Regions from separate parts of the Mus musculus genome. Here region 2 is linked to region 1. Evidence: chromatin loops called from intact Hi-C (ENCODE). Cell type or tissue: left cerebral cortex. All regions are shown on one strand. Links, peaks and the distances in the headings refer to the core of each region. The heading gives the core; the rest is flanking DNA.

The links. A loop is a pair of places that touch in the nucleus more often than their neighbours do. Peaks named below come from ENCODE experiments on the same cell type or tissue, not always from the same donor. Only the 100,000 strongest peaks of a DNase experiment are listed, where the experiment ranks them.
Region 2: a loop joins it to region 1, with 3 times the contacts of the local background. A loop is called at or near these places in 4 of 42 quality-filtered maps.

The regions. Positions count from the first base shown.
Region 1 is chr5:100,528,679-100,543,755 of GRCm38, forward strand. Cops4 (COP9 signalosome subunit 4) reads left to right here. Exons shown (of 10, transcript NM_012001.2): 3 at 1-12; 4 at 1,369-1,472; 5 at 4,564-4,717; 6 at 4,834-4,984; 7 at 8,620-8,790; 8 at 12,859-12,974. Among named protein-coding and RNA genes, the nearest start is that of Cops4, 18 kb to the left of the region's middle. In left cerebral cortex, for the core only: a CTCF peak has its summit at 8,219 (motif pointing left); DNase peaks (open chromatin) are centred at 5,298, 7,217, 7,355 and 8,194.
Region 2 is chr5:100,772,649-100,787,725 of GRCm38, forward strand. Helq (helicase, POLQ-like) reads right to left here. Exons shown (of 18, transcript NM_001081107.1): 7 at 14,336-14,434; 8 at 12,634-12,779; 9 at 10,310-10,549; 10 at 6,504-6,645; 11 at 6,084-6,188; 12 at 1,297-1,516. Among named protein-coding and RNA genes, the nearest start is that of Helq, 18 kb to the right of the region's middle. In left cerebral cortex, for the core only: no CTCF peak of the experiment used is centred there; a DNase peak (open chromatin) is centred at 6,577.

The DNA.
Region 1 (15,077 bases), core at 3,859-11,858:
TTTGAAGAGCAGGTAAAAGTCTAGAGCCCTAGATTTTATTGTTGTTTTGTTCTGTTTTAAAAGTCAGGAACTAGAAGCTCCTAATTCCTAGTAACTTTTTTTTTTTTGAAAAAAGTTTTCATATAATACATTTTTATTATGTTTTGCCCTCTATCACTTCCTCTCAGATGTTCCCCATCCAGTCAGCTTTATGTTCTTTTTCTCTCTTAAAAAAAAAAAAGAACGAGGCCAGCCTGGTCTACAGAGTGAGTTTCAGGACAGCCAAAGCTACACAGAGAAACCCTGTCTCAAAAACACAAAAAAGGAGCAAACACTGGGACGCAGAGGCAGGTGGATCGCTGAGTTCGAGGCAACTTGGAACTTGGTCTATAGAGCAAGTTCCAGGACAGCCAGGCCTACACAGAGAAACCCTGTCTTGAATAACTAAAAAACAAAAACCAGAAGCAAACACACACACACACACTCCCCACAAAACCACAGAAACAAAAATCACAACAAACAAGTAAAACACTGATGAGACAAAAAGTGTCCAAACAAAGCAAAATAAAACAAAAAGTCTACAGAAATATTGAGTTGGGTGTGGGACCTCTGTCCTTGAGTGTGGCTCATAGACCAAGAAAGACTTTGATTTTCCCTTTGCCACAAAGGTATCAGTTGTAAACATTTCTTGGTTAGGTGTATTCCTGTTTCCTTGCTGGGGCCCTGGCTGTCTTGAACTTGTGCAGCAAGCTGCCTCAGTCTCTGTGAGTTCATATGGTCACCCGTCCTGTTATGTTAAAACAGTAGGTCTTGAGCTTAAGATAACACATTATTTTTATGATCTTATGCTATTAAAGGAGATAGTTGCTCAGTTACACATTTTTTATAAAACTGAATCAAACAGCATTTACAAAATCAAGTAAGTATTAGGACATAGCAGTTCCAGCTGGAGTGCTCGTAAAGATTTTCTATTCAGTTTTACTCTGTGTATACAAACATGTACTTCTGTGTACAGATGGAGGCCAGAGGACGGCTCTGTGGAATTAGTTCTGTTCTTCCATCTACATATGAATTCTGTGGAGCAAACTCAGGTTGTAGGCTTTTGTAGCATTGTGCCTTGAGCAACTCAGTAGCCCTAGTAAGACTGTTACAATTAAAAGTTTAGGAAAACTCCAACATCAAGAATATAGCAACATAAAAGCAAAATTCAATACTGAAAACAAGTTGCCAAAATGTACAGTGTAGAAATGTGTTGTTCAATTTTTTATTTTCATATTCTGTGAATACAAACTTGATAGGAGTAAAATATGGGTGACCATACATAAATATCCTGCAGTGTAATATCCTGGAGGAGAGCACTGTTTGATAACATCTTATCTGTCTCTCTAGGTTGCTTCCATAAGACAGCATCTGGCATCTATTTATGAGAAGGAGGAAGACTGGAGAAATGCAGCCCAAGTGTTGGTGGGGATTCCTCTGGAAACAGGACAAAAGTATAGTAAATAGTGGACTTGGATAGGCATGGGTGGGCGGGTGTCACTAATGCGCATTCCTAACTCCTGACGCAGGGGGTACAAACATTTATAGAGCGTTAGATGGTAGCAAGGGCTTCTCAAAGACTGACTGAGTGGTCTGAGGGCAGACCTCTCTTTTAGAAAGGGTGTTGTTAAGACAAAGATCTAAGGTGCCAATGTATTCATAGCCTTTTCTAAGGAAGACTAAGAATACCAGTGTAGGTAGAGTGAACATCAGAAAGACAGAAAGAAGTCAGTCCTAGGGATTGGTCCAGTCCCTGAGTCTTGAAGCCGTTGTGAGGTCTTCGCTTCAAAGAGAAATGAGAGTGCCAGGCAAGGTGGTGCATGCCTTTAATCCCAGCACTCAGAGGGCAGAGGCTGGCAGGTCGCTGTGAGATTGCAGCCAGCCTGGTCAACAGAGAATAACAGGCTAGCCAGTGCTACATACTTTAGACCCTGTCTCCCTGAGCCATTATGTGATTTTGAGCAGAGATGTGACATGGCGTGATGATGTGCTTTAAAGAACCACTGAGTACCGGGTGGGGACTCAGGTGCTGGCAGCACTGAACGGTAGGCATGGGCTGCACCACCACAGGCTGGGGAGCTCCTCAGAGACTCAGTCTGCAGAGTTCCCAACGGACCACAGGAAACGAAACGGCTGAGTCCTGAGGTTTTGGCCAGAGCACTTGGAAACATGGAGTTGCCCTGCCTTGTGGGGAATAGATTTTGAGGGTTATGAAGTGTACATTTGGGATTGTGATAAGCGTACCTGGTAGTGAGCAGAGTGTTTTGTCTGGAGGAAGTAGAGCAGTTTGGGCTACAAGGAGACATTTGGGAGCCTTTGCCTACTAGACCGGATCGACCCCTTTCCAGGGGAGGAGAGGATGCAGACGGAGAAGAGGAGTGCATGCTGAGGCCTGGGGCGTTGTGGTCTTAGGAGGTAAATGGTAAAGGCAGTTGTAGCAAGTGGGAAGGATTGTCCATTGAGGTAAGATTGCCAGAATAGGGTGTGCTCCTCCTCAGTACCCATATGATCAGACCTGTGCTGAGGAGTGGGTAAGCGTTGGCTGGTTAGCATTCACCAGGTGTGGAGGCAGGGCGATTTGACAAGAGCTATCGTGGTGAGCTGGTGAAGGCTGCAGCTGACTGGAAAGAGTGAATGGAGACAGCTCTTTGGAGTTTTCATAACATCAAAAAGCAAAGAACCATACAGAGACAGTAATTAGTGTAAGATAGAAACCACAGCAAAAGTTAGATGTTTTATAATCCATTGGAAAGCAAACATTTTAATAATTGGTTTTATAATCCATTGGAAAGCAGACATTTTAATAATTGACACTGGGTATAGTGGTGGTTGCCTTTAGTCCAAGCACTCGGAAGGCAGAGATGGGCAGGTCTCTTGAGTTTGAGGCTAGCTTGATCTACAAAGCGAGCTCCAGATAGCCAGAGTGACATAGTGGGACCTTGTCTCAGAAAAAAAAAGACAGGACAAAACACTGATATTGAGGAATTGGTAACAGATTCTCACGGGAGTGTATGAACAGATGGGAATCCATAGCGGCGGGGCATTTAGACTGGCGTGGCCTTTGTCTAGGGGCTGTCCTGTGTGTAAGGTTAGCAGCCTGGCTCTTCTTTCCCAGGACAGCAGCACTGCTGTGCCTTGTAACAGTCAGAAATGCCAGATGCTCCCTCGTAGAGGGATGACTAGAGCTCAGGACAGGCTGTGCGAGCACAGGACAGGCTGTGTGTCAGTGACAGTGGGGTTGGTGCAAGTCTGCCTTGACAGCTTCTCTCAGTGAACAGAGCCCGCACAGCAGTGACAGGGCTGGGCTGTGACACTGAGAGGACACAGGAGTGTAATGGAGGAGAGGAGTCCTTAAGAGATTAGTCATTGTCACTTTTAAAGTAATGAAAGGATTCCCTGATTAAAAAAAAAAAAAACTGGAAAATTAAAGAAGTTTAGCATGATAGGACAGTTCATATGAATTTGAGTTGTGAATGGGAAACATAAACTGCTGATAATAACTGAGCTAAGCAAACAGTTTGAATTCATAGAAATCTGTGCCATGACCTGCCCCTCTCTCACAAAACATAAAACAAGTAAGACTGAACTTCACAGTGGGAGCCAGGAGAATTCTAAGGATTTTTAAATTTTTTTGCTTTGTTCATTATTTGTTGTTGTTGTTTGTTGCTTGTTTTTCTTGTCACAAGGCTTTACTGTTTTGGCTGTCAAATAGAAAAGATTACTTTTTTTTGAGGATTAATCATGAATTACGAGTTTGGAATTATTGAGGCCTCCAGTTCTTCACTCCTGGAGTAAAATATTGCCTGTGGAGGAGGAAAGAGACTGAAAACTGTCTTTAATTCACCACAGCCCTGTACACTCTCCACAACCCTAACTGAGATTATGTTTTGTTTATGTAAAAATACATTTTACTTGATGGCAGAAATACATTTTAATGATGTTTAATATACTATTGTATTCCATGTTGTATGTTTTTGACATAGTCTCACTACTTGGCTGGCCTAGAACTTAGTATGTAGATGAGGCTGGCCTAGAACTTAGTATGTAGATGAGGCTGGCCTAGAACTTAGTATGTAGATGAGGCTGGCCTCAAACTCACAAGAGATCTGCCTGCCTCTGCTTGCAGAGTGCTGGTCTGAAAGATGTGTATCCCCATGCCTAGCCATAGCCCACTTTTTTACTTGAAAGAAAATACATGTTGTCTGTAAGCAGCTAGTAAGGACCATAGCTGTATACTTTCTACCTTTTTACACACCATAGCTTCGCTCATATAAATACTATAGCAGTGATTTTCATTTTTTCCTAACATAAATAATAATTTTACAAATTAATTTCTTTGTAATTAGTACGTGAGCACATTCCTTATTGTGTCTAGTAGGATTAAAAGCATACACATTAAAGAATCCAAAAGCATAATTGCAGAGTTAATTGCCAGATTGGTCTCTGGGCAGGCTGAGCCTGGATGCAGTTCCACTATAGTGTCCGGTAAGCCTGAAACTTGGCACTTGTGTCTATTTCATTTGTTTGCTTGCTTGTTTGTCCTAGACAGTACAACGTAGATTATAAGCTGGAGACTTACCTGAAGATTGCAAGGCTATACCTGGAGGATGACGATCCCGTCCAGGCCGAGGCTTACATAAACCGAGCGTCCTTACTTCAGAACGAATCCACAAATGAACAGTTACAGATACACTATAAGGTAACAAGTGACCTAATCGCAACACCTGTGATGAATGTTCATATGTTTCAGAAACTCTCTTCACCTCTTGTCTTTGACCCTCCAGTTTCCCTAATTGGAGCATTTTCCCCCTATAGGTTTGCTATGCGCGTGTCCTTGATTACAGAAGGAAATTCATTGAGGCCGCCCAGAGGTACAATGAGCTCTCTTACAAGACAATAGTCCATGAAAGTGAGAGACTAGAGGCCTTAAAGCATGCACTGCACTGCACCATCTTAGCATCGGCAGGTAAGCATGATTTCAGCCTCAGTGAAACGAGTTGTCTCTGCTGATAACGTTAGGTAGCAACCACTGGATTACTTAGCAAGCAACACTTCTAGGGGTGCCTCAGTACAATTAAAGTAAGTTTAAACATGAAACAACCAGGAATAAAATGATTTATTCTAAAAACTTAAGTGAATGTATCAGCTTGTTACCTACACATTAAGAATAGTTAAAAGAGGTAAGTTTATTTTTACAGAAAGAGAAATGGTTCTTAAAGGAGAACTACAGAGGAGGAAACAAGCCCAATTGATCCCCAGCACCCACCCACGTGCTGGAAGGAGAGAAGAGACTCCTGAAAGATGTGTCACCCCCACAGATGTGTCAGCATGGGGGACTCTTTCACATACACAAAAGAAACCAAAAGGTTTAAAGTATTCTGCTTTCAGGGTTTTTTAAACCTTTAAGCTTAAGTTTCAGACTAGCATTCATTCTTTTCCTCAATACATAGGAAGTTTTTACTAAATTGTAGCATAGACGCACATAGCTTTTAAATAGAAAAGGCTGTGGTGAAGGAATGTTCATCCCAAACCATGGCTTTTTAAAAAGATTTATTTATTTAAAAAAAATTTTTAAAGTTTATTTGTTATTATAAATAAGAACACTGTCAGATCTCATTACGGGTGTTTGTGAGCTACCATGTGGTTGCTGGGATTTGAACTCAGGACCTTCGGAAGAACAGTCAGTGCTCTTACCCACTGAGCCATCTCTCCAGCCCCCACCATAGCTTTTCTAAATCATTCTGAAGTCCCAGATCTGTAGTCAGCTGAGAGCTCATGACATGTTTAGTTCTTACACTTAACAACCCTCTTCTGCTCCCTCTATTTTTTTTCTTTTTCCTTTTTTTTGGGGGGGGGGCACAGGGTCTTTTTATTGAGTCTTGGCTGTCCTGGAACTCCATGTATGGATCAGGCTGTCCTCCAGTTTACAGAGATTTGCCTGCCTCCGCCTCCAGAGTGCTGGGATTAAGGCTTAAACCACCACTTACATTTTTTCGTAGCTAAGTGCCAGCTGTTGTCACATCTGACAGATTCACTTTGATTTTCTGTTGTTTTACTTGATCATCCAGGCAGATCCAACCTGTGGCCCAGAAACTGTATGCAGCCAAGGATGGCTATAACTGATGTCCAGGGTGAAACTACAAACACTCCTAAAATAAGAGGGGTTGGTTTGTTTGTTTGTTTTGTTTTGTTTTTGTAACTCAGCTACATGGTTCTCCAGTGTGAACATTGTAGTTGTTAAGATTATTTCAGTGTCAAAAGGTTGGACACACCTGGATGCACAGGGGTTATTTATAGGGATGAGTTTATGGATAAATTAAACTCCTAAGTCCAAAGAATATATACTTTTAATATTTGGATAGAAAGTGAACATTGCTGTAATGTTACATCACTCCAAACAAAGATGTGCTTGATGTAGACCATGGTGACCTGGAACACAGATTCTCCTGCCAGCCTCTGCCTCCCAAATTGTTCTGCTTTTTGATGCTCACATCTTCCCAGTATGACTTGGATATAGTCCCAGCAGTGTTTCAATATTTCTCTGTATTCTAACATAAAAAAAAATAACCTTTCTATGCATTAGGAATATCATAGATTCCCAGCACTGGAAAACAAAACAAAACAAATGCTAAAAATGATGTCTTAAGATCGAGTTTATAAATATTTTTTATCTTTTAATAGAATACTTTCTTAGGATTTTTTTTTTTTAAGTTTTTATGTGTTTGTTTGTTCATTTAATGAGTATGAGTGTTTTGGCTACATGTATGCCTGTGTACCACATGTGTGCTTGGTGCCTACAGAGGCTCCTGGAACTGGAGTACATAGACTTTTGTGAGTTGCAATGTAGGTGCTGAGACTATAATCGGGGTACTCTGGAAGAGCAGCTCTTAATCACTGCCTGTCTCTCCAGCCCCTTAGTTAGTATTTCTACTGCTGTGATAAAACAGCAGGACTAAAAGCAGCCTGGGGAGAAAAGGGGTGTGTTGTTTATACACCCTGGCTCTTAGTCCATTGAGAGAAGCCAAGGCAGGAACCTAGAGAGCAAGAACTAACGCAGAGGCCGTGGGAGAAAGCCTCTCGCTGTCGTGCTCCCCATGGCTCACTCCACTTGCTTTCTCACACCATCCACAACCACCAGCCCAGGGTGGCCCCACCCACAGTGAGCTCAGCCCTCCTACAGTCGTTACTGTCAAGGAAAATGCCCCCACAGGCTCGCTCGCAGGACAGTCTAGTAAAGACATTTTCTCAGTTGAGGTTCCCTTTTTCTAAATGACTCCAGCTGTATCTGTTGGCATAAAACTAGCCGGGACAAATACCAGGATTTAGACCCTGGATGTTCCCACGGCTACTAGGTGTAGGTGTCCTGGTGACAGAAGACAGCGGTTGCTGACAGCATTGTTTCCACTCACTCGGTATTAGTCACCAGGTGTTTAAAGGCTCTAAATGTATACATTGAGTCAGTATTGTTTCTTAGCAGAGAAATACTGGTTTTGTTCTGTTTCTGAGACACAGTCTTTCTGTTCAGTTTGACTGGCCTACAGCTTGCTGTGTAGTTCAGACTGGTGGAAGTCATGCTTCAGCCTTCCTGGTTCTGGGATCACAGAAGTGTATTCCATGCTGGGCATATATATTTTTTATTAACTAAATAATGTACTATTATATATACAAGAAGAAAATAGAAATCACCTAGGCTTACAACCTCCTGGACCATTTTGACCTCTACCCTGGTCCATTATGTGAACATTCAGTTATTCTCATGTATCTACAGATTTTTTGTTAGTGAACATATCTAGTGATTAAAATTTATTTTGAACTAACCCAAACTCTCAGGTTTTTCATCATTTCCAGATATGTGCAGACTAAGTAGCAAAATGAGTTACCCAATCTCTGTCTCCAGGTGAGAGTGGGCTCAGAGTGCCCTGCCTCTCTACAGCCCAGCTTTCAACCTGTAAGCAAGCGGGCTTTTGTGGGCTTCGCAGGGGCTCCTCCCCATAGTTTTATGCCCTTTTTGATGAGTTTGATGTTAAAATGGTTCCCTGATGGACTGCTAGATGCTGTCTAGTGCTCTGTGTGTGTGTGCACGCATGTGTTTAGGTGTGGGTGCTAGTGGGAACTAGGGGTAGACAAAGTGTATATATAGTCTTGGCTGACTCTCACTGACCTCAAATTACAGGCCTGCACCACTGTGCCCTCTAGTGTTCATAAGTATAGACAGTCTGATGTGGAGGTTTTGTGTGACAAAATAGTATCCTGTAAGCTCTAATTTGACAGCATTGCAGTGTTAGCTATGAGTTCAAAGCTAATGAATTAACCCTATATGTTAAGTAAGGGTGTAAACAGAAGCACGTGAAACAAAGTTGCAGTTTGATTAAAGTTGACAAAAAATGGACTAGGGGCTTAGAAGAACCTAGTTCTGTATCTCCAATAGAAGTAGCAGCTCAGCATTAACTGTGGTACAATCAATAACTTTCTAGAACATACTAAATAAATGTATTAATGGGGATTGTATGTATTTTAGTAAGCAAAAATGGGATCATAGAATGTGATTCTTTTTGTCACTGAAGAAACACTTAGAACATTTGACCCTCTGTGTTTCCCTAGGACAGCAGCGCTCTCGGATGCTGGCTACTCTTTTTAAGGATGAAAGGTGCCAGCAACTAGCTGCATATGGGATCCTAGAGAAGATGTACCTAGACAGAATCATCAGAGGGAACCAGCTTCAAGAATTTGCTGCTATGCTGATGCCACACCAAAAAGCAACGACAGCTGATGGTAATGATCATGTCTGACGTGTGTGTGACAGGGGTATCTAGGTATAGATTAGTAGAAAATATGTTACATTAGTATTTTCAAGTAATACTTCTGATTAATAAAAAGAGGACTATTGACCAATAATGAGTATTAAACACTGACATAGGTTTGTGGTATAATCTGAAATAATCCCTATTGGAAAGCAGTTTATGAAATACAGCATTTTTTTCTTCTTTTTTTAAAAAAAAATCTTATTTGTTTTTTGAAACTTGTGAAAACTGAAAAATTATAGCTTGTACCTATGACACCTGAATTTTAAAAAGCTTAAGCCATTGGTAAATAAAACTAAATAACAGATTATATTAGAGCATAATTATTCATCCCTAATTAAGAGTAAAATTTAGCTCAGTAGCTTGCCCAAGGACCCTTGGGGTAAAATGGTCCAAATAGGAATAGGTTTCCTTTCATATTTTTTGGTTAAATGATGTGATTGCTTAAATCAGAATGTCTTTGCCAGGAAAATGTCCTTTTAATATTTTCTAATTCATAATAGTGACTATTTTATGTATTTTTGTCTAAGATGTTTTAAAGTCCCTTGCTAACATGACCATGATACTAAACATAGAGGTGTGGACACACTGAACCATGCATGGAGCAGCATCAGCATGCAAGCCAACTAGGCTTGCTGCCCAGGTCACTGTCACTCTGTACCAGAGAGCAATTAGTTGTGAGGACTCATTTGTACTGGGCTGGCTGAAAGGTCTTAACTTTAAGGATTTTTATTTATGTGCATAAGTGTGTGTCAGTGTGAATATGTGCTGAGTGTGTGGAGGTGTCCTGCAAGGCCAGAAGACATCAGCCAGTGCTGTGTGCTGTGTGCTGTGTGCTGTGTGCTGTGTGCTGTGAGCTGTGAGCTGTGAGCTGTGAGCTGTGAGCTGGGTGCTGTGAGCTTGTGTGCTGTGTGCTGTGTGCTGTGAGCTGTGAGCTGGGTGCTGTGAGCTTGTGTGCTGTGTGCTGTGAGCTGTGAGCTGTGTGCTGTGAGCTGTGAGCTGTGAGCTGTGAGCTGGGTGCTGTGAGCTTGTGTGCTGTGTGCTGTGTGCTGTGAGCTGTGAGCTGGGTGCTGTGAGCTTGTGTGCTGTGAGCTGGGTGCTGTGAGCTTGTGTGCTGTGTGCTGTGTGCTGTGAGCTGTGAGCTGGGTGCTGTGAGCTTGTGTGCTGTGTGCTGTGAGCTGTGAGCTGTGTGCTGTGAGCTGTGAGCTGTGAGCTGTGAGCTGGGTGCTGTGAGCTTGTGTGCTGTGTGCTGTGAGCTGTGAGCTGTGAGCTGGGTGCTGTGAGCTTGTGTGCTGTGAGCTGGGTGCTGTGAGCTTGTGTGATGTGAGCTGTGAGCTGGGTGCTGTGAGCTGGGTGCTGTGAGCTTGTGTGCTGTGAGCTGGGTGTTGTGAGCTTGTGTGCTGTGAGCTGTGAGCTGGGTGCTCTGAGCTGTGAGCTGTGCTGAGGCCCCAGTGTGCCTGCTCGGAACCAAACTCAGGTCCTCTGCAAGAGCAGCCCTCGAGTGGAATGTGCTGAGTTGTGTCTCTAGGCCAAGGTTTTCTTTTTCATAGACTTTTCTTAAGCACCTCAGGAAAATTTTCTCTGTGGTTGTAGGATTACTAATGGTTCTTCTGAGCAGTTAGTTTTTGTCCTAGTTAAACATAGTGTGAATTGATAAATTGATTCTCTTATTTTTCTTGACTTCTAGAAAAATTAAATTTGTAACCCAACTCTGAGTAGTATGTATGGGCTTTAGTTGAAGCTAATCCTCCTGCTTTGTTTTGTTTTAACTTGAGAATTTTAATTCTCTGTATAGTCTAAGCAGCCATGACTTTAAAAAAAAAAAAAAAAAAAAAAAAAAAAGTCTGATGTACAAATTAATTAAAAGCTAGGTTGAAAGTTGATCTTTCAGATTGACTTTGAGCTTCTAGTCATGGGAAGAAAGTAGAAAACTGCCCCATGGGTTCTTGAAGAGAAGGACGCAGGTCTGTGTGGGGCGAAAGGCTGCTTGTCTGCTGCCCTCATCTGACCCAGCCCTGAGCTGCAATCTGTTCTTTTGTTAGATCACAATCTCATTTTTAAAAAAATAATTTAATGTATGTGAGTACACTGTCACTGCCTTCAGACACACCAGAAGAGGGCATCAGATCCTATTTCAGATGGTTGTGAGCCACCATGTGGTTGATGGGAATTGAACTCAAGACCTCTGGAAGAACAGTAATTGCCCTTTACCGCTGAGCTATCTCTCTAGCCTCCTGACTTAGCAATTTTAAGACATGGTGTCTGGTTTATTTTTAAATTTAAAGTATGTTCATTGGTTTTCATTCTGTCTCCAGTCATGTAGCATTACTGCCGATACATCTCTTGCCCTATAGATTTGCCTGTTGTGGACATTTCACGTTAATGGAATCATGATGCTGTTGTTATGGCCTGTCACAATTGGCTTCTCTCACTTAGTGCCATAGCTCATCCGTGTGATTAATACTCATTGCCAAATAACATTCTAGTATGTGGATGCACGTTCATGGACAGGAAAATTGTTCCCACGTGGGGGCTGTTGATATTGCTGCTGTAAGGCTTTGTGTTGAAGTTGTTACATTGTGTGTCACTGTGTGCATGTGTACAGTCTTTCCCTTTCCCACATCTGCCCCTTCTTCCTTTTCTTTTGTGCTTGAGGTTGGTTTTGTGGCCTCTAATGCAGACATTCTACTATTGGACCAGTCTACATCCCCATCCTTGACTAAATCATTTTTTATCTTCCTTTCTTCTTCTGTCTTCTTTCTTCCTTCCTTCCTTCCTTCCTTCCTTCCTTCCTTCCTTCCTTCCTTCCTTCCTTCCTTCCTTCCTTCCTTCCTTCCTTCCTTCCTTTCCTCCTCCTCTTCCTCCTTCTTCTTCCTTCTCCTTTCTCCTCCTCCTCCTTCTTCCTTCTCCTTTCTCCTCCTCCTCCTTCTTCCTCTTCCTCCTCCTTCTTCCTCCTCTTTTTTCCTCCTCTTCCTCTTCCTCCTCCTCCTCCTCCTCCTTCTTCTTTCTTCTTCTTCATTGTGGAGGAGTGGTGAGCAGTTATAAGAAAGGGTTTTGTAGAATACTTCCTTGAAGGTCTCTAAACATCCCTGTTACAGCAACTGCTCTGTAGTTGTATGTTAAACACAGTCATCACAAAAAAACCTAGGAGAGGCCAGCAGTTCAGGCTTTGTAAGGGGCTAGATTCCCTAATTTACAGGAGGATTCTGTTTCTGAACTCCTGAGAAAGGGTAGCTGACCCTACCTCTGGGATATGCCCCCATGTTTGCCTCACAGTAAGGTGACCAAAAGAATGAGCTAAGGGGCTCATGAGTAAGTGTGTACTGCTCTAGTGCAGAGGACTCAATCCCTCTGTCCCTTAGCAGTTGCTCACCAGCATCATTGTGTGCGTTACCTCCTTGACATAACCTCACAGAAGCAGCTAAAGTCTGGATGGATCGTGGCTTACAGTGTGAGAATATAGAGCACCATGGTGTGCACAGCATGAGGACAGGTGTGTGGGGTGGCAGGACACACGGCAGTGGAGGCGCTCCCTGGCTTTCTCCTTTTCAGTCTAGGACCTCAGCCCAGGGAATGGCGTGCCACATTCAGGGTAGCCCTTCGCTCTTAAATTAAGCCTGTCTGGGAACACCCTCACAGACACACCCAGAGGTGTTTCCATGGTGATTGACTATTGGAGATTACCTATCGCATTAGTTTTCTAAATACTGTATTTTATTTCATTGTATATAAACTATAATTGTAAATATACTCTGATATATTAGTGCTTGCCTTTAACCTTAGCACTTGGAAGGCAGAGGCAAGCAGATCTTAGTTTAAAGCTATCCTGGTCTACAGAGTGAGTTCCAGGACAGCCAGGGCTACACAGAGAAACCCTGTCTGGAATAACAGTAATAGTATCAAATGTAAGTTTTAGTGACATGTTGATTAGAAGTATAAAACTGATTACTACATGGCTAGAAATAAAAATAAAGGTATATCTTTTAAAAGTATAAAACTAGTTTCAAACATTTAATGAGTTTATTTATGTTTATTTAAGGTTCCAGCATCTTGGACAGAGCTGTTATTGAGCATAATTTGTTGTCAGCAAGCAAATTATATAACAATATCACCTTTGAAGAACTTGGAGCTCTTTTAGAGATCCCTGCAGCTAAGGTATTTTTCTTAATTCACTACTTTATATCAGGGAAATTGAAACCCCAGACTATTAAAGTAATGGAGAGATACCTACGAGATAATGTTCGTGAGCACAACAAAAGCTACATGTTTCTAAGCCTCAGGGGAAACGGGAGGAGACTGGTGAAATGCTGTTGTCATGAAACTTAGTGGCTTTAGCTTTTTAACTTTCTAATGACAGTTACTTAGAATGGAAATCTTCTAGAAGTACCAAGTTATACCTTTTGCATAAGGATGTCTTTGTGTAGTGTCTTAAAGACACTGATAACAAAGTTCTTGGAATATTAGATGGTGATTGCTGCTGTCCTTGTTCCTCTACCCTCAATGGACTCAAAGGTTTAGTGCTCATCTCTGACCCCAAGCTGTCCTGCTCTACTTTCCTTCCCAGTGGGGTTTCACCTAAAGGGTAGTTAACCTTCTAGGGAATCTTAGTGCGGTTTTTGGATTTGGTTGGTCATACACAAATTACAGCACAATACCAATTGTATTGATACTGTATCACTTCTGAAACATCTTAATTTCAGATAATATTGAGAGTAAGCAATCAATCTTTCACCTTAATTAAAGTCATGTAGTTTATCTGATTATGAAGTTTTTTTGTTTTTCGAGACAGGGTTTCTCTGTATAGCCCTGGCTGTCCTGGAACTCACTCTGTAAGTGTGAGTGCATACGTTGTTAGTAATAGATTATAATCAGTCAGTAGGAGTGGTGGTGTATTGATTGTAAAGATGTCAGGGGCTGGAGAGACAGCTCAGCAGTTAAGAACACTGACTGTTCTTCCAGAGATCCTGAGTTCAATTCCCAGCAACCACATAGTGGCTCACAGCCATCTATAAATGGGATCCAATGCCATCTTCTGGTGTGTCTGAACACAGTGACAGTGTACCTACATACATGAAATAAATAAATAAATCTTTAAAAAAATTGGCTTTTTTTCACAGAGGACCTGGCTTTGATTCCTGGCACCCAAACAGTGACTCACGATCATCTGTAACTCCAGTGTCAGGAGATCAAATGCCCTCTCCTGGCCTCCACCAAAAGAAAAGAGCAAAAAGAAAAACAAATTTTTGTTTTTCCCCAGAATCCTAAGGCAATTTGTTATTATTTTAAGATTTTTCTTTCAAATCTTTTTTAAGATTTTGATTATTTCTTTCTGTATGGATTTTAAAAACTTTATTATTTTTATATATGTGTGTATATTCATGTGAGTATATATCTGTGTGTGCTTATGTGTGCCCAATAAAGCCAGAAGAGGGCTTCAGGTCTTCTAGGACTAGAATTACAGTCATTTGTGAGCCACAAGTGAGGGTGCTGGGAGCTGGGCTGGGAGCCTCTGCAGGAGAAGTGCACACTCTGGACCATTGAGCTGCTTCTAGTCCCGTGTGTTGGCTGCTTTGCCTGCCTTTGTGTCTCTGCATCACATGTGGGCCTGGTGCCTGTAGATGTCAGCAGAGGGTGTTGGAGCCCCTGAGACCGGAGTTATGGACAGTGGTGAGCTGCTGTGTGGGACTCGAACCCCAGTGCTATTGACCACTAAGCTCATTGTGGCACATTGCAGGGAAGCAGTGGGCAGTGGCAGGAGCAGAACTTTGTGTCTGCCTGCAGTTTTAACCAACCTCCCTTCCTCCCTCCCTCCCTCCCTCCCTCCCTCCCTTTCTCTCTCTCTTTAAGATTTGGGTCCTAGTGAACTTTTGAGGCTGTCTTTGTAGCTCAGTTGGCGAGTGTCTGCTTAGCCATACACAGGCTCTGGAGTAAATCCCCAGGGCCACAGAGACTGCACGCATGCTACCCTCCTGTAATCCTGGCGCGTGGGGAGAGAGGCAGGCAGGGGGCTCAGAAGGTCAGGATCATCCTCAGCTACATAGGGGTCAGCCAGGGACAAGGAGACTCTTCATCAAAAAATAAAATGAAATAAAATACAATTTTAAGCAGAGGGGAAAATGGTTAAAAAAAAAAAAAAAGAAAGGCTGGATTCTTGTCTAGCCAGTCTGGCATGTCTGTATTCCTAGCACTTGAAGGAGATTACAAGACACGTCCCTCAACAAGTGACAGGCAAGCACAGTAGCAACAGGGGCTAAGCCA
Region 2 (15,077 bases), core at 2,304-10,303, 240 kb after region 1:
GGATGAGTACAGCGTGAAAGGAACGTGGGTCTGGACTCAGTGCGAGCCCACAGCTGATCTCGGTCAGCTGCTTGGAGGCTGAGGCACAAGGACTGCACAGTCAAGGGCTGCCTGGACTACAGTAGACCGGCTAGCTTGGCCAACTTAGTGAAACTCAGATTCAAGAATAAAGAGAGCTGGGGACGCAGCTCAGGGGCTCTGTGCCTGTCTTACACGTGTGAGGCCTTGGGCCCGTGGTATTTTATACATGAGCATGACTTCATTAAGAAGGGAATGACAGACATAAATACAGTCAGGTGCCATCAGCCAGGGACACACCCCCTTGTGTAAACTGCCATTTGATGATCTGGTCCTTCTGAGCCACAGTGAGGCATGTGGTCAGCGTGGCCTGCTGTGTTATGAGGTGGGCGGACGTGACTTCAACAGCGGATCCTGAACTGGGAACACTGGAGGCTCCCCAGGAGTGGACTGGGACAGGTGTGTGGGCTTCTGCTAACATAATCCCGAGTGTATGTGTGTGTGTGTACACGTGCGCACGCACGTGTGTACAGGAGGATGTCACTCCTCTCGTTAATTCTTTGGCTGAACCAAGGACTCACTATTTGGCTAGGCAGCTGATCAGCGAGCTCCACGGGCCCAGCTGCCTCCACCTCCTTCCTGCTGGGATGGTAGACACATGCCGCCATGCTCAGCCACGCCTGGCTTCTTATGTGGGTGCTGGGAGTCTGAACTCAGGTTGCTCTTTATGGTTTTACTGACTTTACTGAATAAGACGTCACCCTAACCTAAGGTTTTGTTTTTGTTTTTAAAGAGCAGATAGTTTTCAATGAGTAAATTACTCATTAAGAAATAAATCCTTCCTGGATAACCAAGGCTACGAAGAAAAACCCTGTCTTAAAAAAAAAAAGCAAATTTAATTAATTCTCTGTTCAGATACAATCTATAGATTAAGCAAAAAGCAAGCTCCAGAAATACAACAGTAAATATTTGTTTAAAACAAAATTTGAATGTGTCTACAGCATGGCCTGCGAGTTGAAGTAAAACACACAGATAGGCGTTATTCCAGGCTCTGTGCTGCTGCTGAGGGTCGGAGTGGGGAGGCGGCAAGGCCAGCTTCCCTCTAGTGTGCACTTGCTTACAATTCTAAGTCTATTCAACTTCTGAAAGCGGACATAGCTCGTAAGAGTAACGCTTCTAATATGAAATCACAAATCCAATTTAAAGAAAGAAAATCACTTAACTTCTATTATTTCCAATACATCCCCTTAGAAAATACTGAGATTTAGGCAAACTTACCCTTAAAAGAAGCTTGGCCCAGTTTCGTAATCCGGAAGTGACACTCTAACCCCTCATTGTCGCCACAGCTGTCTTTCTGTAGAAGTCCTTTCTCTGTCAGGTGTTCAAGAGCGTCAACAGTTATTTCCCAGAGACTTTTTTCTTTCAATAAAATCTTTTGCTGAACACCAAAAAATGTACCACTCATAAACTGATATATGTCACCAAGACTTGCTGCGATCTGAAAGAATTCAGGACATCACTGGGACTTAGTTCATCACTTAGTTTAAGGAACAAGATTATTCAAGTTCATATCTTAAAGGTATTTGAAGAAAAAAATTAGCACAAAATCTACAGTATTAAAAATTAACAGGAAAAACGACTGAAGGAAAAGACAGTTATCATGTTCATACACATTTTTATACATATTTTCCAGTATAATAATTTTTAAAAAGATTTTATTATTATTGCTATTATGTTTTGCTTTGTTTTGAGACAGCTCTGTGTAGCCCTGGCTTTCCTAGAACTCTCTTTGTAGGCCAGGCCGTCCTGGAACTCACAGAAATCCACCTGCCTCTGCCTCCTGAGTGCTGGGACTGAAGATGTGCACCACCACCCTGGCTTCTCTTTATTATTTTCAGTTGCATGCCTGTGTGTGGTGAAGCACACACACCAGAGCAGGTGCTTGTGGACAGCAGAGGTGTTGGATCCCCTGCAGCTGGAGTTAGGGGTGGTTATAGATCACCTGATGTGGGATCTGGGAACTGAAAGTGGGGAGCATCCTCCCTCCCCAAAATGCTGTTTGGTTTTTACATTATTTTACATTATTCTCTGTTCAACCTCTCCAGCAGAGTCCCCCCAGTTCCATTCAGACTTCTTCTGGAATCCTCTCCACCCACTTCTACATACTCATGGAGGCTTTAGCTCTAAAAACCACATTAAACATAAAAAAGAAACATGGAAAACACAACCGAGGGAATCCAGTGTGCCGGCAGCAGGCAAGGAGGTGTTTGGCAGAAGGGTTTGCTAGCGATCGCTCAGCTCAGTCTCTGCCTTCTGTCTGGGCTCCACTCCACTTCCTGTCCTTACGCGTGTCCTCCCCACAGCCCGTTCGTTATTTACAACTGACAGCAGTGATCCTAATACCCTGCACTTGGTATTCAGATGTAAAACCCTCAGGATTAGAACTCACTTTTATTAGCCAATTTCCCCCAAATCAGCATGTTATATTAAAAAAGGATGGATCAATAGCTCTCTCTTACAATTCTGATGATACTTCAACAGGAATATTTAAGTAGTCATTTTATATTAAACCAATATAATGCTCCACAATAAAGTATTATGGAGTAGTCATTTTTGTATTGCTTCTCCCTTTTATTAACAATCATTCTTAATACTCAAGCTCAAAGGCACTTATAAGATATTCTTGAGCTGATGTTCAGTTTGTGGATCATTAAAGTACTCCAGCCTCCATGGGGATTTGAATGAGAAGTTCCCCATGGTCTCAGGCATTTGGTGTCTAGATGGTCGTGCTGCCTGAGTGGGGCCTCGCTGGAGAAGTACATCACTGGGTGGGCTTTGTGGCTTGTATGCCACACCCCATTCCCATTCAGAGCCTCTGCTTCTTGCTTGCAGTTTGAGATGTGAGCTCTCAGCCTCCAGCTCCAGCGGTCATGTTGGCTAGCAGCTGTATCCTGTGCTCTGCCAGATGATGGGCCCTAACCCTCTAGGAACTGTACCCAAACGAACTCTTCCTTCTGAAAGTTGTCTTGGTCATGTCAACAGTCATAGGAAGTAACTGGTGTAGTCCTCGAAGCTTCTCTCCTGACAGCGGAAGTGGCCCACGGCAGACAGCGCTGATGCCTGACCCGATCTGTCCACCTGTCTTCAAGTCATCTTCCCACTCCTCTCTGGAAAGCTTAGCCGTGATTTAAACCTAGGCCAGTTTCTGTCTATCCTTGGACCCGCCCAGAGTTAAGTTTGTTAAAAGTATTTATTGACTGATAACCGAATGCCAAACACCTTGTAAGGCACTGGGACTCAAAGGTCAACAGATAGGAATGTGAGCCCTGAGTTTTCGGGGCTCTTAAAGCAGGGGTGTTTTAGTAGCTGAACAACAGTAACAAAGCCGTGACCTCAAGCTGACCGGTGCTGTTATAGGGAAAGAAGGCAGTTCTGTAAATAACAGACTGCCTCAGAGGCATAGGGAATGTATGTAGCCTCGGCAAGCTACAATTAGGCTAGGAGCTGCAGCTGAGGGGGACCAACTAGGAGGGGGGTACACTGAGGGTGAGGCTGGCTGAGCATGGGGCTGGGTGGGGACCATTAAGATACCAGTGCACCTCACGCTAGAGAAATGAAAACGAAAAGCCAGGGTTTCTGGAATAAAGTGCGAGAGGCCAAACTGGAGAGACAGGCTGCGGCCACACTACCTGGACACCAGGGTGAGAAATTTGAGGTTAATCTTTGCCTTTTTTTTTCCCCTGGGTTTTTGGTTCTTTCAGACCAGGTTTCATGTAGCCTGGTTTGCCTCTATTTCCCACGTGCTGGGACTACAGGTATGTGCATTAATACCCTAGTTTTGGGGTTTAATTAATTAATAATAATAATTACTATTTTTTAAAGAAACAACAGTCTTACTAGGTAGCCCTAACTGCCTTGGAATCACAAAAACCTTCCAGTCTTCCAAGCGCTTGTATTAAAGGCATCATGGAACAGGCTTGGGTTGTTTTTCGTTTGTTTTTTGGTTTTTCAAAACAGTTTTTTTAAACAGAGCCCTGGCTGTCTTAGACTTGCTTTATAGACCAGGCTAGCCTTGAACTCACAGAGATCTGGCTGCCTCCACCTCCCAAACACTCGGATTAAAGGCCTGTGCCACCACCCTCTAAATGCTTGGGTTCAATTTTTATTTCAAAAGGAAACCACAGCCAAGTTTAAGTGGAAGGAGTGATTCGCTCACGTTCTGTAATTATTCTGCGTGAAGCACTCCGTGGAGGGAATATGGCAGGTTAGACAGTGGATGGAGGGAGACCACAGGAGACAGAAAGTGCAGATTCAGGCATGCAGTACAGGTCTGCAGTCAAGAGCAGTCCACTGCTCTATGCTTCTATTTCAGTATTTGTAAAACAGAAATTACATTCAGTTCAAGGACTGAAGATAAAACATCAAGTGTTTTGGCAGGGTGTCTGAGACATGGCTGTGATAAATGACCGTGAACTCCCTGAATCCCATGACGTAACTGCCACATCCTCTTCCTGGAGTTCCTTCTCTTCCTGTCCTCTTAGGTATCTAGGGATGCTCGCCTCTGTGCCCCTGGCCTCAAACTGAACAAGTCACAAGTCTTTCTTACAAAGTCTCTATGAGGACTGTTACATCTCTGATGGCTAACCATGCTCTCCTATTACCCCCAACCAATACCATATGGCTTGGGGGCAACTGTTTCCATCCAAACTGGAACTCTTCAGTTTTCTTCCTCAGCGTTGCAGGGTCCAGCCTGCTGACTGTTACCCATGTCACATTAAGCTTTTTTTCTTGCTTTCTACTCTAAATACCTAGTGTGGCTTATCTCCTTCTTCTGTATCTAATCCGTGTCTCTCCCTCAACCTCATTGCGTTTATTTTCTTCTTTAGACTTCTAGTGTGTCAGGTACACTGTAAGGATTATTACCATCCGTCTGCAAAGTACTAAAACTTGTGATATCTGTTTCAGTTATGTCTCACATTTTACTTCCATGTTCATACTAATGAGGACAAGCCATATGACAAGCTTGTAGTTTTGCAGTTAGAAAACAGCGAAATTCAAACTCTGGCTTTTACCACTTTTTGTTGTTGTTGTGACTGTACTTTGGGCACAAGGACACAATTTAACTTAAAAATAAGTCTAAAAGAGATTAATCAATAACTCTTAAAAAAAAATCTCTTTTTTTCCTTGGTGTGACAGGGTTTTTCTGTGTAGCCCTGGCTGTCCTGGAACTCAACTCTGTAGACCAGGCTGGCCTCAAGCTCAGAAATCTGCCTGCCTCTGCCTCCCAAGTGTTGGGATTAAAGGTGTGTGCCATTACCACCCTGCTCATTAGTCTTCATACTTGATCTCTAAGATTCTGTTTTCATGTTAGTAAACCCGTCAGAAGTTGAAAATATTGTAAGTGAAAATGCACCCACCACACTCAGCCTACAGAGCCTCGCCGTTTGGTAACATTCTCCTCCGTAGAGCATCAGCTCTTCATGTTTGCAGATCTGGGGCTTACTAGCCTCAGCTCTGGGCTGGTGGGATTGTACCATGCGATGGCAGGCACACCTCCCTTCTCGTGTGGGCAGAGGTGATGGGCTGTCGAATTTCTGGATCCACTGTCTCATGGCTTCCACAGTACTGTCTCCTATAAACTAACTTCAGGTGGGCATCAATTATTATCTGATTTCTTATATTTCCTCTACTGAAGAGTTAAAAAGACCCAGATTCAGAGTCTTTTAAAAAATAATTTATTTTTATTTTAAATACAGTGTTTTGCCTGCATGTGTATCTGTGTGAGGGTGTTGGATCCCTTGGAAGTGGTGTTATAGACAGTTGTGAGCTGACAGATGGCTGCTGGGAATTGAACCCAGACCTTCAAGAAGTACAGCCAGTGTACTCTTATTTGCTGAGCAATCTCTCCAGTTCCCAGATTTAGATTTTTTTAAAAATGTCAAAGATTATTCTTTTTCATATTACATTAGAAGTTACCATTTTTTTCATTTTATAATTTGCCTGAATTTTAAAAAATCTCTATTGTCTCAGGTAATACTCATCATAAGAATATCTTTAAAAAATACCTTCAGACCAATTAAAGAGAGAAACAAAGCCTGGATCCCCTTGGTGAATTCCTCGACAAGATGGCTGCAGCAGGTCTCCAGGGGTCCGCTTATGAGTTCCAGGACCTACGAAAGTTAAAGCAGTCTTAGGTCTGTGCTGTGACTCAATCTAAACAGTGTTCTACAGAAAGCCCTCGTACTTTGTAACATTTCTGGACGCCCCAAACTCCTCCAAAGCTAAAACAAAACCAAATCACAAAAACCCAAAGGAGCAAGAATTAACAGACGTTCTGTAGCATCGTTATAGAACGATGCCTGAAATATGAAAGTATCTGAGCCACTCTTCCTGAATCTTACTGAGCCAGAAGGATGTAGGGACGATGGCAGGTAGAGTTTAAGCGGTGGTTGCATGTGAGTGTGGTCCAGCCGAGGGAGCCTCACCTGCTGCTTGTCCTTCTCTTGCAGCAGAAGGATGCTCTCCCCGGCAGTGTCTATCCCAGCGCGGCCGGCCCTGCCAACCATCTGCTTGTACTGATTCCTCTTTAAGAACGTGTTAGCCACATAGGGAGCTCGTAAGATGACTCTGCAGAAGGGATAAAATTAAAGTGATCCTCTACACCGGCAACTACTTTTTAAACCCAATTCCATTTTACTGGTTTTATTAAGTGTAATGACACGTTAACTTTAAGTAAAACTGCACCTACACTGGATCTCTGATGTCCTAGGTCCTTACATATATTACCTGTAGTTCTTACAAAATGCTTAGCAATATCCTTAATTTCCTTTCTCATGAAGAAATGGCTGAAGTTCAGTAGTGGCTTCCCTTAAATAGCAAGTGAGGAAATGCCAGAGCCATCGCAGCTCAGAGGCTTGTGATTGGCTATCGCAGTGCTCTCCACAGCTTCGTGATTTGATACCCGGAACTGAGAGATTTGGCCTTGTACCACCACCTCCATGTGCTACTGTATGCTACCGATTTATAAACTGATATTATCTTTAACTATGAGGCACTGCAGATTTCAACTGGCTTTAGTCTACAAAAACATCAATTTCAATTCTGCTCAGGTATAAACAAATCCCTAGTCAGCTTTGCTCTTCAAGGGCAATTGAAGAGTCTATAATTTGCATTATCGACTTCCTTATTTATAAATCTCAATGGCCTATGTAGATTGGTGAAAGCTTGAAGAAAACAAAATGGTGGAAAAGTAAGAGAACACAGAAAAATGGCTGCATACAACAAATACAGTAAAGAATTTGGGAAAATTGTAAACAGTATCCACAAAAAATTCCAGAGGGAATCATATCCAGTGTTTTCAAGCAGACTTCTACAAGAAGTATATCAGAGTTTTTGAAAATTTAAAATGCATTTAAAATCTAAAGATGTAATGAATAAACATAACTAATAGAACTGGAAAAAGCTAGTTTGCTCTGTCCCGACACCCCATGTGTACAGTTGCCACTGTATTCATCCCACGTCCTTTTACCCCATCCCACTTTGCTAACCTTCTACTTCTGGGTCTTTAAAAGAAAACAGATTGGGGGGGCTGGTGGTACTTGGGTTTGAACCTAGAACTTTCTAGGTGTTAGGCAAGCACTCTGCACTATACTGTCTTCCAGCCCACTAAAACTTGAATTTTATATGGAAGGTAAAGTTGGAGAAAAACAGCTGATAAGCTGTAACTTCACGTCTTTATCCCAGGCTAGCCTAAGTCATAAGAGAAGAGAATGAAGCTCATGGAGAGATGGAATACAGAAATGACCAGCAACAGCTCTGAGACAAAGGATGGAGCCTCCCACCAAGTGCCACGCCCTAACAAAAGACAGTGAACTGGGACTGCAGGGATTACATGAGCAGGCTGCCTGGGCTCCAACTTGGCTTTGAAACTCATCTATTTGATGTGACATTCAACAAGCAAGCAAGCAAGCAAGCAAGCAAGCTATCTATCTATCTATCTATCTATCTATCTATCTATCTATCTATCTATCTATCTATCTATCATCTATCTATTTTTTTTTTTTTTTGAGACAGGGTTTCTCTGTGCAGCCCTGGCTGTCCTGGACCTTACTCTGCAGACCAGGCTGGGCTTGAACTCACAGATCCGCCTGTCTCTGCCTCCTGAGTGCTGGGGAAGTTCATTATTTTATAGATTTCAATTGCATAAAATATTGGTGATAAATCATGAGGGCTGACTAAATGAATGCACATTTATCAGTTAGGTGCCAGGTGTGGGAGCTGGTGACGTAGGGACAGGAGGGAAGGACACACCGACCATAGTAAGCGCCATTACTCACCATGAGGAAAATGGAAGGGTACAGGGGAAAGTGCAAAGCTGCAAGAGCGGCTGGCTCAGTGGCATGGTACCGGCCTCCAAGGCTGACAGCCTGGCTTTATCACGAGGATTCACAAGGTGGACGGAGGAAACCAACAGACTCCTGAACCCTGAAGCTCACCTCCGACCTCCACGGTCACACTGCGACATGCACGCTCCTCTACCTATATATTACATATTATATCCTTCTCTATTTCTATGAATATAGAAAGAGAGCTTTGGGAAAGCAGACAACTACAGGCCCGCACAGACACAAAGCTGCTTCCATGCTGGGAATGGTGGTGCAGGCTTCAATCCCAGCAGGTGGACCTTTGTTTTAAAGGCAGGTCTACATGGTGAGTTCCAGACCAGCCAGGGCTACACAGTGTGACCCTGTCTGTAACTAGATAAATAAATATACATAAATGTGAAGGGGGAACAGCATAGCTAACGACTATGTCACTGAGACGAAAGACTGTATATCCACCAGAAAAACATTCTATTTAATGTTCATAAACATTTTGTGAACATAAATTATTTGCTAGAGCCCCTCTCCCCCCAAGGAATAAGTTATAAAGAGAAGCCAATTATACAGTTTTCCACCGTTCGGTAATATCCGAAAAGGTGACATAGGGTCTGACCTACAAGAGTTTGTGGTGATTGGATATGCTCAGCCATGGGGAGTGGCACTATAAGGAGGTGTGGCCATGTGGGAGGAAGTCCATCACTGTGGGCTGGGCTTTGAGGTTTCCTAGAGCTCAAGCTCTGCCCAGTGTGGAAGAGTCTCCTCCTGGCTGCCTTCTGATCTAGATACAGATCCTGCCTACATGCTGCCATGCTCCCACCATGATGATAATGGACTGAACCTCTGAAACAGAAAGCCAGCCCCAGTTAAATGTTGTCCTTCATAAGAGTTGCCTTGGTCATGGTGTCTGTTCACAGAAGGAAACCCTAACTGAGACAAAGCTATTCTGTTCATGCCAGGTGGCAGTGATGCAGGCCTTGAATCCCAGCACTTGCGAGGGAGAGGCAGAGGCAGGTGAATCTCTAAGTTCCAGGCTAGCCTGGTCTACAGAATGAGTTTCAGGACAGCCAAGACTACACAAAGAAACCCTGTCACAAACACATACACACACACACACACACACACACACACACACACACACACACACACACACTCTAATGCATTCAGATGGTATATTAGTCAGGGTTTTACTGCTGTGAACAGACACCATGACCAAGGCAAGTCTTATAAAAACAACATTTAATTGGGGCTGGCTTACAGGTTCAGAGGTTCAGTCCATTATCATTAAGAAATAATGAGAGCATGGCAGCATCCAGGCAGGCATGGCACAGGCAGAGCTGAGAGTTCTATGTCTTCATCCAAAGGCTGCTAGTTGGAAGACTGACTTCCAGGCAACTAGGGTGAGAGTTTTAAGTCCACACCCACAGTGACACACCTATTCCAACCAGGTCACACCTATTCCATCAAGGTCACACCTCCAGATGGTGCCACTCTCTGGTCCAAGAATATACAAACCATCAAAGATGGCTTTAATCAGCCCATTCCCTGTGAATTAAACACAGGTCAAGCAAGGTTCTAGACACTGAACTCCACCCCTGACTGGCTTTCCAAATCAGTTCACTAACATTTCAAGGAGATCTACTAAATGATCTCTCTCAGTCTTGTCCAACCTTCCCAGAAGTAGATTCAGATCTGATACCCCAGGAGACATTATAATGCCTCTAATTCCAGTTCTAGGAAGGGGGCTGAGGCAGGACTCCCTCCAGTTGGACCCTGTCCCACAGGGAGAAGACACAGACAACCAAACACAGAAGAGAGGGAGCCAAGAGGGAGGGACCTAGTGCCAGGAAAAGTGGCTTTTCATTAAGACATTAAAGGAAACAAACCCACCAACTCAGCGGAGGAGAGCTTACCTCCGTGCAGGCAGATTGACCCCTGCTGCCAGGGTGGACGTGCAGGTCAAGAGACAGAGCACGCCTGTGGAGTAAGCCTCTTCCAGAAGCTTCCGCTCTTCGCTAGTTAAACCGCTGTGGTGATAGGCGATGCCGAAAGGGACGGTGCGCTTCAGGACAGGACACACTTTACCATTGCCGATATTCCTCAAACTTTTAATCACTTCGCATTTTTCTTTCTCTCTGTGGTTTAGATAGTCCCTAGAAAAAATGATCCATCAGCTGGGACTGGGGGGACGGCTCAGCAGTTAAGAATGCCGACTGCTTTTTCAGAGGATGGGGGATCAGTTCCCAGCACCCACATGGCACCTCACAACCAGTTTTAGGGGATCCGGTGCCTTTTAGTGATCTCTGAAGGCATCAGGCATGCACATAGTGGGTGCATGCATGCATGTCATGAATTATAGTTGGAAGTGCTTACCATTTTCTTTTAATACATCATGTTAACATCCTTTTTAGTTATATATTACTTCTATCAGTATAAGTACACAAAATGTTCTTCGTGTGTATTTTGTATGGACATGCATGTGTCTGCATCTGTGTACTGAGTAAGTGTCTGCACAGAGGCCAAAGGCCGACATCAAGTGGTTTTCTCATCTCTCACTAAACCTGGAATTCACTATTCAGCAAGACTAGCGAGCCAGTGAGCTGCAAGGGGCATCTTTGTGTCTCCCCAGTGTTGCATTTCAGGCGAGTGTCATCATGCCTGGCTTTCACACGGATGCTAGGGATCCAAACTTGGCTTCTCTGACTGAGCCTTCTTCCCAGCCCCCATAAAACGCTCTTTTAACTTTAATTCTTACTTCATTAACCATTAGAAAAACTCTCCAAGTCTTTTTGTGGATCATAGAACCTCACAAAAATAAAACTAAGGAAAAGTCCAGCTATTCATATAAACACAACACTTCAGAAACAATTTCAGAAGCTTCACGGACTTCCTGAGTTTTGTTGCTAAACTTCGTATGATATCAGGTTAGATCCGCTCTAGATATTATGATTATTTCTTCTACAATATATGTCTTTATGGAAGACGGTCTGTCTTATTTTAAGATACACATTTTCTGCTCTGAAAATGGAAATGTAACATAGAGCTAAACAATATCTAACACTGACACTAGAAAACTCAACAATATCTTAAATTATGCTAAAAAGCTTTGTGGTTTTATATGAAAGCTTAAATGGCCAATTCCCTTAATTCCGTTAGTTTTTAAATGTGTGTGTGTATGTGCTTGTGTATGCGTGTGTGTGTGTGTACATGTGTGCATGGGTGCAGGTATCTATGGAGGCCAGAGATGCTGACTCCTCTTAGAGCTCGGTGTCAGAAAGAACTCGTCAGGCCCTCAGGAAGAGCAGGAAGTGCTCACAACCAACAACCACCATCTCTCAGCCCAGCGTATTTTGCTTTTTTGTTTGTTTGTTTGAGCCAGTGTCTCATTATGTAGGCCTGGCTGTCCTGGAACTCAGATGTGGACCAGGCTGGCCTCAAACTCACAGAGATCCTCCTGCCTCTCCCTTCCAAGTGCAGGTATTAAAGGCATGAGCTCTCAGGCCTGGCTGTTTTGTTTCTCAAATAATCAAAACCATCATTGTGAAGGCAGACTATCAATCATTGAAATTCAACTCCTTGACGGTTCCCTAAACATTTTTATCATTCTACCAGCCAGTAAATTTAATCCTAATTTAGACCAGTCTATGCCAGTAGGATTGGGAGGGAGGGTGGAGAATAGCCTTATTAAAAATTCCCATCGGTAGTCTATGACTACTGAAAGCCTCAGTAAGGGCCAAACGGGTGTAAAAGTTAAAAAACCCAGTCAACAAACAGGTGCAGAGAAGAGAAAACTATCAGCAGACACTCTCCTGGTGGACACAGCAGAGCTTGAATTCAAACAACTCCCAAACCAAGACATCTCTAAAATTCGTAGGAAATTCTATCTAGTGCTCAGACAAGCTAAGAAAATAAGGGAAATATTAATGAAGAGAAGGCTGGCCTCTGTGACAGAGGCTGGTTTCCCGGTCTTGCGGGGCGCAGCCAGACATGCTGACTGGCCTAAGACGCAGCTGCAGCTTCACATCTAAGCCCCTGTGGTGGTCGCTCTCTTACAACTCTAGAACTTTCTACATTAGTGCGAATTTCAGTTAGGCTTTCTTGAAGGTCAGTGCCTTCAGAACCTATAAAAAAATATGATGCTCTGCTAGGAAGGGAATGACCAACACACAGAATGCATTATGCAGCCTGTCATTTATGACAAACCTAGAAACGATTTTGTAAACTAAGATTAACATACTTGCTTAAAAACTTGCACAACATTTCTGCTACATTTTCACAGTTCTTCTTACTGGGACAAAACACCAGGCAGGAGTAGTTAGGAATAACTTCTGTCACCAGTGCTACCAAGCGGTCGGGATCCATCTTCTTCAGGGCCTCAGAGTACTGCAAAATAAGGACCACGCGTGCAACAACGAATTGTGACTTGAAAGACATGTAAACCATCACCAGTATCTCCCCTTTGGTTTTTCTTTCTTTCTTTCTTTCTTTTTTTTTTTTTTTTTTTTTTTTTGGTTTTTCGAGACAGGGCCCCGAGTGCTGGGATCACCAGCGCTACCATCACCAGTATTAAATGCTACAGTTATCCATTACTAGAACAAGGGATGACAGCTGTACTAAACATCACATGGTTAGTTTTCTTCATAGGCTGTTCGTTGGAGATTTGGTTTGGGGGCACATTTAGTCCAAAAAGAGGATTAAATGAAAGGCTGGAGAGATGGCTCAGTGGTTAAGAGCACTGACTGCTCTTCCAAAGGTCCTGAGTTCAATTCCCAGCAACCACATGGTGGCTCACAAACATCTGTAATGGGATCCGATGCCTTCTTCTGGTGTGTCTGAAGACAGCCACAGTGTACATACATACATACAAGAAATAAATAAATCTTAAAAAAAAAAAGAGGATTAAATGATTAAGAACCAAGGAAGTGAAAACAGCTCTAGTAGTCAATAACTAGAGAGAGAGAGAGAGAGAGAGAGAGAGAGAGAGAGAGGATTGCGGGCACCAACAGTCAAAGGACTGTGTGAGGAATGACGTCGTGTCCTGTTCAGAACCGTGTTCCCTAACACTGTCACAAGTGAAACAACAGTGACTTATGACAGTTCGGAACACTGTCGGGAGGACATGCAATAGAAGAACAGTCATTGAAATCTCCTCAGTTCCTGCTAGTTACTGAAAAGCGAACTGTGGATTCAGCATTTACCTCAGGAAACCCTAAAGCTGGGACAAAACTGCTCTCCTTTACAATATCCTTCCTGCCGACTGTAAGCCATCAGCATGCAAACATGACACCTCTATAGAGCAACGTGTCACTTACAGGCTATGCATTATGATCTTGTTGCCGGGTGAATGCTATATCTACAGGATATGTCTCCAAGTTCTCACGGTTCCGAACCCGGTGCATTAACCGGCCAGGTGCAAATGATGGGCTTCCGCACAACCCAGTAGTCATCTGGACAGCAAGCACTTTTTACTAACACAAAAGGCGACCAACAGGATGTGTGCACAGTGTGGTATGTCTAACTTTAGGGTGGGATTGTACACAGTTGTGTTCTACAGTTTTTATCCAGTAGTGTAGCCAGCAGGAATAAAATACCCAGCTTCACAAAGATATGCCAGAGGAAAGAATCCGTGTGATCTGATGCTAAAACTGAACTAGGGACTAGGTGCAGCTCAGTGGTGTGTGTGTGCGTGCGCCTTGTATGGGTGTAGCTCAGTGGTGTGTGCCTCTTAGGCCCTGGCTAGATCCCTAGCAGTGCAAATTAAGCAATGAGGAAACTAGCTGTATTCAGTCAGCAGCTTGCTGTCCATGACAGATCAGGCACCCCCCCCCCCTTTTTAAACTTTCCCCAAACACAAACCAACTGGACCCACTGGAGGCTGCTGCGTGCCCAGCACACCTTAGCACAAAGGACGGGAGCCAACTGAGGGGTTTCCCTCGCACCTTATAACTCAGGAGCCGTGAAAAGGTCATGCCGTCCGCAGCCTGGCTGTCTACCTCATAGATTGTGTCATTTACTTTCAGGAATTCTTTTAATTCCACCTGGAGTTAAAAGGAAGCAGTCCATTATTAATATACACTTTGTAGTTTGAAATTCTATAAAATCTTTTAACACAGGGCAGCTACACAGAGATCACTTTTGAGTTGGATAGCACACATTCCAAAGGAAGCCAGATGCTCTCGTGTGTGTTATGAGCAGTAAGAATGAGGCTGCAGCGGTGGCTCAGTGGTTAGGTGTGCTTACTGCTCCTCCACAGAGGACACTCAGTTCTCAGCACCCAGAACAGCTTACAACCGCCTGTAGCTCTTGCTCCAGCGGGCCTGATGCCCTTTGCCGCTCTCCACAGGCACCACACACACGGCAGACACTGGGACACATCCACATAAATCAAAATTAAGTGAGTAACTAAGAATATATGTAGGAACAGGTGGTAGTGCTATTTTCTCTTCTTTCGTGTTATTTCTTAAGATCTACAACTTTCTGTGTTAGTCATTAGTTTTCATTTTAAATGCCACTTACGGACTCATGGACAGATCTTCTTTCAGAGAGAGAGAGAGCGAGAGAGCGAGAGAGCGAGAGAGAGAGAGAGAGAGAGAGAGAGTGTGTGTGTGTGCACACCTATGTATGTACAGGTGCTCAGCCTGTGTGCACATGCATGAGGTAAGAGGACACACCTCAGGGGTT